Linked DNA regions of Homo sapiens: region 1 is linked to region 2. A link is an interaction called in ENCODE POLR2A ChIA-PET data of the cell type or tissue named here. Cell type or tissue: OCI-LY7. All regions are shown on one strand. Region 1 has its middle 3.2 kb from the start of RXFP4. Region 2 overlaps SYT11 (synaptotagmin 11).

Region 1 (2,500 bases), 53 kb after region 2:
AATTTTTTGTATTTTTAGTAGAGACAGGGTTTCACTGTGTTAGCCAGGATGGTCTCGATCTCCTGACTTCATGATCCGCCTGCCTCAGCCTCCCAAAGTGCTGGGAATACAGGCATGAGCCACTGCGCCCGGCCCCCCTTATTTTCTTAAGTTAAATGTTTAGTTCACTTATTTATAATTCTTTTTTTTTTTTTTGAGATGGAGTTTCACTCTTGTTGCCCAGGCTCGAGTGCAATGGTGCTATCTCAGCTCTCTGCAACCTTCACCTCCCAGGTTCAAGTGATTCTCCTGCCTCAGCTTCCTGAGTAGCTGGGATTACAGGTGTCTGCCACCATGCCTGGCTAATTTCTGTATTGTTAATAGAGATGGAGTTTCACCATGTTGACCAGGGTGGTCGTGAATTTCTGACCTCAAGTGATCCTCCTGCTTCGGCCTCCCAAAGTGTTGGGATTCCAGGTGTGAGCCCCGTGCCCAGCCTTATAATTCTCATAAAAGTCTTAATTTCACCAATAACATTTCTCTTTTGATGGCCAAGTGAGGTGACTCATGCCTATAATCCCAGCACTTTGGGATTCCGAGGCTGGTGGATCACTTGAGGCCAGGGCAACAGAGTGAGACCCCATCTCCACAAAAAATAAAAATTAGCCAGTGTGGTGGCACTTCTGTAGTCTCAGCTACTCAGGAGGCAGAGGTGGCAGAATCACTTGAATCGAGAAGGTTGAGGCTACAGTGAGACATGATCACACCACTGCACTCCAGCCTGGGTGACAGAGCAAAGAAACATAAAATAATAAAACATTTCTCTATTGATACAACGGAATCTGATTTTCTAAACTCAATTCAATAGCACTTTGTTCTACTGTTAATTGAAAAACTCTCTCTAAAGTGAGATACGTTAGGCTGAGGTCATTTTTCCTTTCTGTTGGGTGCATGGTCAAAAAATTGACATATGAATCAATTATTCTTTCCTAGTGGTCATTTAGGTATTATTAGGTCATTTACTACCAACTCTAAAGCAGTGACACCATGGAGAGCACATAAAATCCATAGAGCTAGGTCCCATAACCTCTCTGTCAGTCTCCTCTCCTTGCTACTCCCCCTGTGTTTCAGTGGCACTTTCTAGCTAAGATTCAGTCCCCTTTTCTCCAGATGGTGGTGCTACATTCCCATACCTGTCTCCAGAGTATCTCCCTCAAACTCATTTAGATCAGCCCAACCTTGGAAAATGCCAAACCGGGTCATGCTCTTTTGGCCTAATATTCTTTCCCACAGCAGTAGGAGTTGTGATGGGAAAAAAAGAAAAGATGGAGGGTGGGCTTTCTCAGTGTCTCCAGTATTCACCACATCACCCCAGGGGTACTACCTCAAGCATTTATTGAATAATTTTTCCAAACAAGGAGATTTCCTGTGAGGGATTCTGATGTCACCTCTAAAAATAGTTTTAGAAATATTTTTCCACTTTCTTACAAGGGGAAATCTATCAAAAAGAATAATGGAGCAGCTATTCAAAAAGAATAATGGAGCAGCTATTCAAAAAGAATTAGAGTGTATAGCCCCATTTCTAGCCCCTATGAGGCCTGGCTATACTTTGTGCCATGTGCTTGGATTGCCATGAGGTTACCCAGTGTTTTTTTGTTTTTTGTGGGTTTTTTTTTTTTTTTGAGACGGGGGTCTCACTCTGTCACCCAGGCTGGAGTGCGGTGGCATGATCACAGCTCACTCCAGCTTTGACCTCCCAGTCTCAGGTGATCCTCCCACATCACAGGTGCCCGCCACCACGCCCAGCTAATTTTTTGTTGTTGTTGTTTTGTATTTTTAGTAGAGTAGCTGGAACCAAGTAGCTGGAACCACAGGCATGAACCACCATGCCTGGCTAATTTTTTGTTATCTTTTGTAGAGATGGGGTTTTGCCATGTTGCCCAGACTGGTCTTGAATTACTGGGCTCAAGCAATCCATTCGCCTCAGCCTCCCAAAGTGTCACCATGACCAGCTGATTTTTTTTTTTTTTTTTTTTTGAGACGGAGTCTCACTCTGTCGCCCAGGCTGGAGTGCAGTGGCACGATCTCGGCTCACTGCAAGCTCCACCTCCCGGGTTCATACCATTCTCCTGCCTCAGCCTCCCGAGTAGCTGGGACTACAGGCACCTGCCACCACACCCGGCTAATTTTTGTATTTTTTTTTTTTAGAGATGGGGTTTCACCATGTTAGCCAGGATGGTCTCGATCTCCTGACATGCCTGTAATCCCAGCACTTTGGGAGGCCAAGGCAGGAGGATCACCTGAGGTCATTTCAAGAATATTTTTGATGCTAGGCGTGGTGGCTTATGGCTGTAATCCCAGCACTTTGGGAGGGTGAGGTGAGAGGGTTGCTTGAGCCCAGGAGTTCAAGACAATCCTGGGCAACATAGGGATACCCCATCTCTCCTAAAAATACAAAAATTAGCCTGTGTGGTAGCACATTCCTGTGGCTGAGGTAGGAGGATCACCTGAGCCTGGGGAG
Region 2 (2,500 bases):
TACTGAGCAGTGGGTGCTGAGGTGACAGGGGAGGAACCAGTTGTTCTGTAGCCTAGGAACTGCCTCAGTGTCTTTGCCAGAAAAAGGCAAAGAGGCGGACAGTGCAGGGCTCCTCCCTCCTACCTCAGGCCTGATCCATCGTGCCCTTGACTTTGCCGTCTCAAAGTTTCTTAGCTGACTTTGGCTTTCACATTTGTTCTTTCCAGAGCTAACTGATAAGAGTGGAGGAGGAATGCCTTCTCCTAAGAGTCAGTTGAAAGAAAGACAAGAGAGTCACATCTTAGCTTTTGCACAAGGCATTCGTGGTCAGGAATAGGTTAGGGAATGGTCACTTCTGATTTTCCAACAGTTGCTCCTTCTCTGAAGAGATCTTGATTCCTTTGGGAAGACAAGAATTTTTCTTAATAACAAAGGTCCCTTTATGAGTTATTCCTTCTTTCAGTTCATCTCACTGGAGCACAGCCAAGATGGACATGTTTATGGACAGTGCTCTAGATGTGAAAACAGATAGAACTGGTTTGTGGGACAGGGGCAGCTTGCTCAGGAGAGGGAATAACGCAGGTCCCTTTTCTTGGAAGGCTTGTACTATGGCCATGACAGTGACATTGCCCTCACCATGATCCCTCTCCAAAGTGGTTGTCTTTCTTTACCTTGTGTCTTCTCTTGTAAAAATGAAACTCAAAAATAAAATAAATGTGTCAAATTTTGAAAAAAAAAGAAAACTGAAAAAGCTAACATGAATTGTGTGAAATTGCATAATGCTGTAATGCTAATCTACAATATGTAATGCTATCTTGTATGTTGAATTTGTTAATGCACCACACAAGTGCAAAATAAAGACTGATTCACATTACATAGGCACAGTGATGTCAGCCTGATTCTCTGGAAAGCTGGAGGACTCTCAGTGAGGTTAACACTCAGACTCCAAAAGGATGTTCTAGGGTGTGTTTTCCAAACTGTGGTCCCCAGACCACTTGATTCAGAATCATCTGAGGCACTTGTTTAAAAATGCAGATTCCAGGCTCCCATCCTAGATACTCTCATTTGACAAGTGAGTTGGTTTGCTGCTTGCTGTAGTTAGGACTTCTGGTCTTTCTGTTTTCCTCTTGAAATGTAATTTCTGAGACCATCACTACCAGAGGGAGAGATGATGGTTCGTAGTGCTGAGAATCAATCTGCCCCTTTAATTGGAAATATTTATCCCAAAAAGCAATCCTGAGACAGGCCAATTCTGTTCCCTCATTCATTCATTTACTTTTTTTTTTTTTTTTTTTTTTTTTTAGACAGTCTCGCTCTGTTGCCCAGGCTGGAGTGCAGTGGCTCAATCTCGGCTCACTGTAACATCCGCCTCCTGGGTTCCAGCGACCTCAAGCAGCTGGGACTACAGGTGCGTGCCACCAAGTTTGGCTAATATTTGTATTTTTAGTAGAGATGGGGGTCTCACCATATTGGCCAGGCTGGCCTGAAACTCCCGGCCTCAAGTTATCCTTCTGCCTTAGCCTCCCAAAGTGCTGGGATTACAGGCGTGAGCCACCGCACCCGGCCTCAAGGCCTGTCAGGAGCTATGAAGGATCTCCCTAGACCTGAACATGGGAGGATGTGGGGCTGAGGCTTCTGTAGTCACTGTGCCCCAGAGAGGAGAGAGCCTGAGAATGGAGCCTGCACAGAAGTACAGCTAAAACAGGGGGAGAGAGAAATCAGACTCCATGACATCTTTGACCTCAGATGAAGCCGTGTCTTCAGACAGATCTGAGCCTTCTCAGTTCCAAGGCTTAATAAATTACCTTTTTCTTTTCTTTTTTTTTTTTTTTTGAGATGGAGTCTGGCTTTGTCGCCGAGGCTGGAGTACAGTGGCGCAATCTTGGCTCACTGCAAGCTCTGCCTCCCGGGTTCACCCCATTCTCCTGCCTCAGCCTCCTGAGTAGCTGGGACTACAGGCGCCCGCCACTACGCCCGGCTAATGTTTTGTATTTTTAGTAGAGACGGAGTTTCACTGTGTTAGCCAAGATGGTCTTGATCTCCTGACCTTGTGATCCACCCACCTCGGCCTCCCAAAGTGCTGGGATTATAGGCGTGAGCCACTGCGCCCAGTCAAATTATCTTTTTCTTTATGCAGCTTGCACTGGGTTATGAAAGTTTAATTTCTGAGTGAAACATTAAATGGCAAAAGTTAATGTTTGATGTTTGGCTTGAATAATTTTCTTTCTTTCTTTCTTTCTTTTTTTTTTTTTTTGAGACAGAGTCTTGCTCTGTTGCCCAGGCTGGAGTGCAGTGGCGTGATCTCGGCTCACTACAAACTCCACCTTCCAGGTTCAAGCGATTCTCCTGCATCAGCCTCCTGAGTAGCTGGGACTACAGGAGGGCGCCACCATGCCCGGCTAATTTTTATATTTTTAGTAGAGACAGGATTTCAACATGTTGGTCAGGCTGGTCTCAAACTCCTGACTTCGTGATCCACCCGCCTCAGCCTCCCAAAGTGTTGGGATTATAGGTGTGAGCC

Evidence for each region. ChIA-PET counts read pairs that join two places held together with the same protein. Peaks named below come from ENCODE experiments on the same cell type or tissue, not always from the same donor. Only the 100,000 strongest peaks of a DNase experiment are listed, where the experiment ranks them.
Region 1: POLR2A ChIA-PET joins it to region 2 with 24 read pairs; 16 of 35 experiments call an interaction of 5 or more read pairs at or near these places.

The regions. Positions count from the first base shown.
Region 1 is chr1:155,937,180-155,939,679 of GRCh38, forward strand. No RefSeq gene overlaps it. Among named protein-coding and RNA genes, the nearest start is that of RXFP4, 3.2 kb to the right of the region's middle. In OCI-LY7, CTCF peaks have their summits at 1,147 and 1,346; a DNase peak (open chromatin) is centred at 1,152.
Region 2 is chr1:155,884,339-155,886,838 of GRCh38, forward strand. It overlaps SYT11 (synaptotagmin 11), which reads left to right. Exons shown (of 4, transcript NM_152280.5): 4 at 1-861. Among named protein-coding and RNA genes, the nearest start is that of RIT1, 26 kb to the right of the region's middle. In OCI-LY7, a CTCF peak has its summit at 2,389; DNase peaks (open chromatin) are centred at 1,033 and 1,383; H3K4me3 peaks cover 1,777 bases; H3K27ac peaks cover 2,500 bases.